Regions from separate parts of the Homo sapiens genome. Here region 2 is linked to region 1. Evidence: read pairs that join two places in POLR2A ChIA-PET (ENCODE). Cell type or tissue: MCF 10A. All regions are shown on one strand. Links, peaks and the distances in the headings refer to the core of each region. The heading gives the core; the rest is flanking DNA.

The links. Peaks named below come from ENCODE experiments on the same cell type or tissue, not always from the same donor. Only the 100,000 strongest peaks of a DNase experiment are listed, where the experiment ranks them.
Region 2: POLR2A ChIA-PET joins it to region 1 with 5 read pairs; 5 of 35 experiments call an interaction of 5 or more read pairs at or near these places.

The regions. Positions count from the first base shown.
Region 1 is chr13:29,691,353-29,695,747 of GRCh38, reverse strand. LOC105370139 (a long non-coding RNA gene) reads right to left here and starts at 748. Exons shown (of 3, transcript XR_941804.3): 1 at 346-748. In MCF 10A, for the core only: no CTCF peak of the experiment used is centred there; a DNase peak (open chromatin) is centred at 1,977.
Region 2 is chr13:29,581,146-29,585,540 of GRCh38, reverse strand. The region is part of intron 1 of SLC7A1 (solute carrier family 7 member 1); the gene reads left to right. Among named protein-coding and RNA genes, the nearest start is that of SLC7A1, 12 kb to the left of the region's middle. In MCF 10A, for the core only: no CTCF peak of the experiment used is centred there; a DNase peak (open chromatin) is centred at 1,940.

The DNA.
Region 1 (4,395 bases), core at 218-4,217:
TGAATCAACTTTCATTAGCAAGCAGGTAGAGAGCTGGTCACTCAACCTGTTCTGTTATTTTGGTGACTTCAATCTCTGTTCTTTCAGGCCCTCCAACAAACACCCTGCAGGAAAGTTTCACTAAAGGCAAATGCGACTGTATCCTGACAGTAGGTCAACTAAATCAAATCAATGGCAGAAGCTTCTTGTAGGTGGAAGGCCCAGGGACGAGCCGAGTTTAGACCTTGAGCGTGCTCTGTTCTACCCATGAAAGGGCAGAGATGCCTGTATTAGTCTTTCTGGCCCACCATGTAGCTTGAACTCCGCCCATTCTGTAAGTGGAAAATTACTTTCCGCATCCCTTACCCAAAGAGCAGGTCCTCTGGTGCAGATTCGGATGAGGATATTTGAAGTTGCTGCAGCCCGTCTGGGCTGTGGACTCCTTTTAGGGCTTTTCATATGTTTGCTAACCACTCTTCATGTATGGGTTCCTGACTAAGATTCTTCAAATACTAACTAAAAGCTCCAGGTTGTTGATAAAAATTGACACACACATGTTATACTGTTAGAGAAACATAACACAAAAATTAAAATAATTCAAATACAATGATAGGAGCAAATGTCTGTAAAAAGCACTCTAAGAACCCAGAGGCGGAGCCGGGTGAGGAATTGGTGAGGCTCTCAGTGGTGGTGTTAGGGAAGCTTCTAGAGGAGCCAATCTGAAGCAAAACTCCAAAGGATGGACAGATGTTTCTCAGGGGCCAAGGGGAGAAAGGGATTCTAGGCACAGGGAGCCACTAAGGAAGGACAGAGAGCAGGAGAGAGTTGGTTACAGACAGACATGGCATGGGATCTCAGCAGGAGAGGTGGTGGGCATAGAGATTAGAATGGGAGCCAGGTGCCTGGAGTCCCAGCTATTTGGGAGGCTGAGGCAGGAGGATCCATTAAGCCCAGGAGTTCCAGGTTGCAGTGAGCTGTGAATGCACCACTGCACTCCAGCTTGGGTGACAGAATGAGACCCCATCTCTAAAAAAAATTTAAAAGGGAGGGATTGAAAAGGGGAGGGAATCCAAGTCTTGAAGGCCACCCTAGACTGAGAAGTGTGGATTTGATCCTGTGGGTAAGGGCCATTTGAAGATTTTGAGTAGCATTTAAAGTGCACAACTAGATTGATATTTTCTTTTTTTTTTTTTTTTTTAGGCAGACTCTCACTGTTGCCTAGGCTGGTGTGCAGTGGTGCGATCTCAGCTCACTGAAACCTCCGACTCCCGGGTTCAAGCAATTCTCCTGCCTCAGCCTCCCGAGTAGTTGGGATTACAGGCACATGCCACTACACCGGGATAATTTTTTGTATTTTTAGTAGAGATGGGGTTTCACCATGTTGTTAGGCTGATCTTGAACTCCTGACCTCAGATGATCCACCCTCCTTGGCCTTCCAAAGTGCTGGGATTACAGGCATGAGCCACCGTGCCTGGCCCAGATTGATCTTTTCAAATGTTATCTCTGGCAGTCATGCGGAGAAGAAGTGAAAGGGAGGAGAAATTGGAATTAGGGTGACAGAACTTGTAGGAACAATTCTGGCAACAGATGTCGATCATGAGGTGAGGAAGTGGTAGGAAAGTTACCTTTCTGAGCATTTCCTTGGAGCCACGCTGTATGTTGAGCACTTTACATCTATAGAATCATTTCATCCTCACAACCTTAGGAGGTAGGTACTATACTATGTCCATTTTAGACACGAAGGGAGTGAGGTCTAGATAAGCTTGCCAGATAAAATACAAGATATCCGGTTATATTTGAATTTCAGGCAAGCCAGTAACACTTTGCTGGTATACATACGTCTCATGCAATATTTCGTTTTCTAAATCTGGCACCCGAAGGCCCAGAAAGGTGACACAAGTTGCCCAAGATGTCCTAGCCGCCAAGTGGCAGCGCCAGAATTGGACTCCCGGGCAGGTGAGAGCCTGCACTTGGCTCCACCCTGCCTGGCTGTGCCGCCTCTCACAGGTGGAGCTGGTTGGGCTCTCAGACAACAGAGAGGGCTTGCAGGAGCAGAACCTTGGCCAGGCCACTGGAGTTCATCTTCAGGCAGCTTCGTTTGCCCTTTCTCTCTGGCCGCTTCATTTATTTATTTATTTATTTTTTATTATACTTACAGCAGGTCTGCAAACCTCCTATAAGCTATCTTAGTGCTGACAGCAAAATCTTGGCTTGTGACTAAGTCACTAAATCCCCGGAACTCGAAGGTATCTCTGCCCTAGGGTTCAGAACATTTTTCCAGCTCTCCCCTCCCAGTGAGCACTGTAATTAGGAACTTATTCAGACCTGATCTGCAGACAATATGCATTGACAGCTCTGCATACCTGTTCCCACTGGCCTGGGATAGAAAGCGCAACTTAAACAGAACTGTTTTAAGAGATTTAATAAGGTTTCACCTGAGGCACAAAATACAATTGTACTTTCAACACTGGAATGTTTCAAACGTTTGACAAATGAATATTGGGTGCTGGTAATACTGTGAAGTGCAGGGCAGAAATGTTACTCTTTGGAGTTACTATCCTTACTAGTTTCATTTAAAAGACAGATATCAAAAAACAGACCCACAGCAACACAATGAATGTTGCAAGGAGGGAATACAGAGGAGCGGGTGGGAGTCCAGGAAGAAGGTGGGGTCATGAGGATCTGGCTGCTCACAAACCGCCCCATCAGCACTGCTGGAGAGCTCATTAGGAATGCAGAATCAGGGACCCCAACCAGACCTACCGATTCAGACCCTGCATTTTTCTTTTTGTTTGTTTTTTGTTTTTCTGAGACAGGGTCTCAATCTGTCACCCAGGCTGCTGTGCAGTGGGGCAATCATAGCTCACGCAGCCTCGAATTTCTGGGATCAAACAATCTTCCTGCTTGTAGCTGGGACTGCAGGCATATGCCACCATACTTGGCTAGTTTTATTATTTTTATTTTTGCAGAGACAGGCTCTTGCTATGTTGACAAAGCTGGTCTTGAACTTGTGGGTTCAAACGATCCTCTCACCTTGGCCTCCCAAAGTGCTGGGATTACAGGCGTGAGCAACCACAACCAGACTTAATAAGATCTCCAGATGAGTCCTGTGCACATTCAAGAGACATGACATTGAATAATAAGCACCGTTCACTCCAGAGATGACACATGAAATGAATCTAGGAGGAATAGCTTTCCAGGTAGGGTTTAGAGGGAAGGCATTAGAGGGAGAGGAGGCAGTAAGCAAGGGCATAAAGAAAAGAGACACACTCAGGAAATGACCCAAAACTTTGGTACATCCAGAGCCCAGTGGTACATGGGGAGCAGTAGGCGGGAGCCTGCAAAGGTTGGCAAAGATGCCTTAGAGAGGGGAAGATGGTGAGTGGCTTTGTTGCCACACGAGAGGGTTGGAGCTTTTAAAATAAAATTGTTCAAACATACAAAAAAGTATCAGTAACAAGCATAAAATACAATAATGAGTATCAACTGTAAATAAAACCTTACAGATCAGCCTCCTGTGTATTCCCACCCACCTGCATTCCATTCTTCTCCCTTCCTCCTGAACCTGACTTCTGTTCTGAGTTTGGCCTTACCATTCTTATGGATGTTTTTCATGATCTTCACACATGTGTTTGTATAGATAAACAATACAGGATTGTTTTGCATGCTATTTTACTAATATGTATTTTACTACAGTTTTACTTTCTGTTCGACACTATGTTTTTTAAGACTTATTGTTGAGGCTGGACACAGTGGCTCACGTCAGTAATCCTAGCACTTTGGGAGGCTGAGGCAGTGGATCATTTGAGATCAGAAGTTTGAGACCAGCCTGACCAACATGGTGAAACCCCTTCTCTACTGAAAATACAAAAGTTAGCTGGGCATGGTGGCATGCACCTGTAATCCCAGCTACTTGGGAGGCTGAGGCAGGAGAATTGCTTGAGCCTGGGAGGCAGAGGTTGCAGTGAGCCTCCGTCTCCAAAAAAAAAAAAAAAAAAGAAAGAAAAAAAAAAAGACTTAACATGCACAAGGCCCTAGTTAATTCATTTTTGACTACCTTAGAGTACTTCTTTGGATGAATATGTCACTATTGATTCTCCTAATGATGGATATTTTGTTGTTTCCAGTATAGACAATGCTGAAATGAGGCTGGTATGAGTCTCCTTGTACACATGCTTGAGTTTCTGTAGGGAACATTTCTAGGAGCAGAGTTGCTGGGTTATAGAATATGCACCTCTTCAACTTCTCTAGATACCATCATATTGTTTGCCAAAATGTTTGTACTGATTTACATTCCTACTAGGATAGCAAGAAAGTTTCTGTTTCCCACATTCTCTCCAACACTTGATACTGTCACATTTAAACATTTTTGCATGAGAGTGGGATACACTCTCATACACATGAGATACACGAGAG
Region 2 (4,395 bases), core at 251-4,250, 110 kb after region 1:
TAAGAACTAAATTTACATTGTAATCAAGTACACACACAGAGGCACACATATTGATATATAGATAAAATGAAAATTTTTATGAAACAGTACTCATTTTTACTATCTGTGATACGCTGAGATAATTTTTATTCTTTTCTATTTCATTACAAGAAAAATTCCTCGTGGCAACTTGGAGTTTGCAAAACACACTAGGTTTAGACATATGAGCCACACCTCACCTGCAACTCCACCACATTGTCCTGAATTTCATGTTCACTGCTGGCACTAGGGGATGGGAGTCAATTCTCCATCCAGACCAGTTAGGGCAAAGAAAGTTGAAGAGTCAAGGTTTCTTTTTGTGGTGATTTAGGAGTTTCTGACTGAAGGGGACATTATTCTCTGTGATGATGCCCAAGAAAGTGAGTAGGTTTTCAGGGCAGACCTGTGTGAATTCCCCAGTGTGGTTTGCTTTTGCATACTGGGGTATCTGTCCTTCGTTAACCTGACACAGTGGTGTCCCAAAGGTGGCCTGGTCAGGCTGTATGTGAGTTTTTAGAAATGGGCCATACATTTGTTAATTTCAGTGCTCTGATTTTCTTTGAGTTTATTTTATTCAGCGTGATGCGACGAAGAACCTGTCTGAAAGAGTTAAGGATTTTGGGGAAGAAGAGTGAGAAAAGATACTCATAGAAATGTTATTTTTTGACTAAATCTTATGGGTTAATATCGAACGGTATTGAAACTATATTAACAATAGCAGCCATACCATTAAATAGTTCTTCTTGAAAAGGTTGGATGGACTTTTGCTTAAGAAATGCTTGAATGTTTTTTCTTTTTTTTTCTTAGAAAATAAATGTCTTTAAGTCTGTGTATATAATTCACAAAACAATTGTAAATCAAGGGAATTGACTCTGCCTAACAAAGGTACAATGACATAACAGAACTAGAACAAGATAAATGGCCTCATTTATTGAAACAATGTGCAAATGTCTGTCCTTGTTCTTGGGAAGTTTCTTTTATTTACTATGCTTCTCAATAAAAATAAATTTGTTGTGAGAACTCAGAGTGCTTACTTTACAGTACTCTTAAAAATTCATATAGAAGTTACAAATATTGGCCAGGTGTGGTGGCTCATACCTGTAATCCCAGCACTTTGGGAGGCCGAGGCAGGCAGATCACCTGAGGTCAGGAGTTTGAGACCAGCCTGGCCAACATGGTGAAACCCCGTCTCTACTAAAAATACAAAAAATTAGCTGGGCATGGTGGCGCAGTACAGCTCCCGAGTAGCTGTAGTCCTAGCAGAGGGCTGGGTCCCAGCTACTAGGGAGATTGAGGCAGGAGAATCACTTAAGCCCAGGAGGTGGAGGTTGCAGTGAGACGAGATCGTGCCATTGCACTCCAGCCTGGGCAACAGAGTGAGACTCCGTCTCAAAAAAAAAAAAGAAAAAAAAAGTTACAAATATTACCATCACCATTGTTGGTATTTGAGAAGAAACCTCATGAACTTGATCTGATGCTGTTATATATGTTAACGTTTGAAATAAATGATGACTCTGTTATTGCAAGTGTACCACACTTCCCCCACAAATCTATAACCTCACAGTTTCAGCAGCTAGGTTTTTTGTTTGTTTGTTTGTTTTTTTAACTTTTGTTGGAAGACATTTCTTTTTTCAGATTGCTTTCTTTCCAGAGGGCAATCTTGGGAGAAATTAAGCAAGAGCACTCATTAGTTCTGTGAGTAATTTTATTGAACTGGGAAGAATGTCTGTCTTGCTGGTCTCAGAGTTTGATACAATTAGAATTTTAGAAAATTATCAGATCTAATTTGTGCTGGGATTCAGGCCTAATTACTGAAAGACTCTGTGGTCTGATGAGTCAAGGTGAGGGCATTGCCGTCTCATGTTTCTTGGGTGATTTGGAGTAGGGCAGTGGCCAGGGGAGGTGAAAGCTCTCTGCACAAATCCAAGTCACTTTCCTGCGGCTCCTGGTTGCCCATGAGTGGTCCTGTGTGGAGCATCTGCAAGGGAGGTCTTGCTGAGTCACCCTGCATAGAGTTTGAGTTGCTGGAAGAGTTGAAGTCTACTAAGAGCTGCTGGCCTTGACCCACAGAGGTCCCAGCAAGAGTCTCTTTCCAGCAAAGTGTCCTGCTGTGTGAAGGAAGAAAGCACGATTCCACCCTGGGGAGGTACTTGGGAGCAGGGACAGAGGGAAAGCATGGGTTTCTCAACACGGATGCTTTGTGGGAGCAAGCAATACTGCCCCATATCCAAATGAGCAGTGACTCAAACATTTGAGTTCTGGGAATTGCCCTTGTTCCTAGACTTCCTTGAAGGAACAGAACTGTGGGGGCACACTTTTACTGTGCATGCGGGCACGGGTGTGGGCTCCTTTACAGTTCTGGGGTGGGGCCTGAAGGCCACATCGCTGCCAGGTCTAGACCTAATGAGGGACCTGCACCTAAAGATGCAAGCTGTGTAAAATAAAAAGTTGAAAAGTTAAACCTGGGGATAAGACTAACTGGAGCGTATTGTTTCTGGAAATGTAGCACACAAAGCAGGAAACATTTCCATTGTAGTTGTGTACATTGGGTGCATTTTGTAACAGTCCTGTTCATTATGACTGTTACTCCTTCATTGCTATCTAAAGAGCGTGTAGGTAGCTAAGGTCATATGGATTGGGCAGAAGTGGCAGTAGGAGTGGGCAGTAAGGATAGAAGGAACGTATCTCAGTGAGTGTGCAAGTTAAGTACTTGGCATAATGTAATAGTGCCTTTCATATCCTAAGGTCATACTGTGGGTATCTTTAAACTGTCTAGACCACACGTGCATACAAATCCTCCCCTGGGGATCTCCTGAAATGCACATTCTGATTTGGGAGCTCAGGGAGGGGGTCTGAGAGACTGCATTTCTAACCAGCTCTCAGGGTCACTGGGAGTAGCAAGCACCTCCAAAACTGCTGGAACCTGGAACAACTGCAGGGAGACCTGATCTGCCCATTAGACCACATCTCCCTGAGGGTCTGGGATGCATGTGTCTTTGTGCCTCCTGTACCAAGAGCAGTGCCTGCTAGGAAGTGGATGCTCAAAATGATCTTTTCAACTGAACTGAAGAGGCTGCTGTCCCAGAGTCCGTTTACGTTAGTGGCCTTGGGACGGCAGGGGTGTGGCGACCCAGTCATAGCCTGTACACTTATTTCGGCCCAGCTTGGTTATCGCTTTACAGCCGTCTGCAGATAGGATGTGTGAATTTGGCAGCAGAGGCGGGGCTTCTGGCACCGGCAAGGAGTGATAGCTGAGGGCTTGGCAGTGAGGACAAGGACAGAACACCCATGGAAGAGAGGGAAGAACTCAGTAACTACTGCCATCAGGGATAATTAGCCGAGTGGCAAGCAGCCCTCCTCATTTCAAGAGGTCTGTGTTGTACACCCACATGCAACTCTGTGCCTCAGTTTCCTCATTTGAAAAATGGAGAAACTTACAGTTCCCCTCTTGTAGGTTATATTAAGGATTGAAGCTTTTAGCGCCTTGCCAGGCTTAGCACGAGAGGGCAATAAACATGAGTTGCAATTAGGATTGGTGTGTAAAGGGTTAAGCCCCAGCCTTCAGGGAGGTTTCTCCGAGAAGAAAAATCCCATTCCTGAGGTTGCACATAAATGTGTTGGTATTTTGCCGCTAAAGGAGTAGGTGTAAATTAACATGCAAAGTGATTCCTCCAGAAGGCTGGGGGTGGTGAAATGGGCGAAGGAGAGGTTGCTACTTGTTCGTCATCCTCAGGAAATTCTTAATGGAAGAGGCAGATGTCAGGAGCTTTCTAATTAATGGGCAGATGAGGTGGGAGATGAACCTGTCTTGGGGGTGTGCCTCAGGGGCAGGCATGGCGCTGCCAGAGCTAGCACTGGGGTGAAGTTCCAGGGACCCTTGCCCGTAAGACCTTAAACCAGAATGCCACTTAGAGGGGACAGCGCATGCTTGGCTGTATGCTGTAGTGTTTAAGCCTCTTTGCAGCTGACTTATATTTGGTTCTTTAAAAGTCTTAGAAGTGGCTGGCTAAAGGTAACGGGGTGCTGAAGCATGGCTCCCACACATCTCTGTCACCCCAAAGGTGCTGGGCACGAGTATTCAGGGAAACCTTGGCTGTGTCTGACCTATGTTTACTTCAGAGCTTTATGCCTAGCACGGGGGTTTGCACAGGGACATTGAAAGTAAGGAAGAAGAGAGCAAAGTAGATGGGTCTCTCGGAAGGCTTTGAAGGGGTCCCAAGCTTCTGTATTTTCTGCAAACGCCTGTGAAAACTCCCAGAACATTCCTTGATCAAAATGGTTTTCTTGTACCTTCTCACAGGGAGAGAAGCGAGGGTGGGGGCAGGGTCGGGATGTCATGGGAATGGAACGTTCTTAAGCTCAGTTGTATGTGATTTT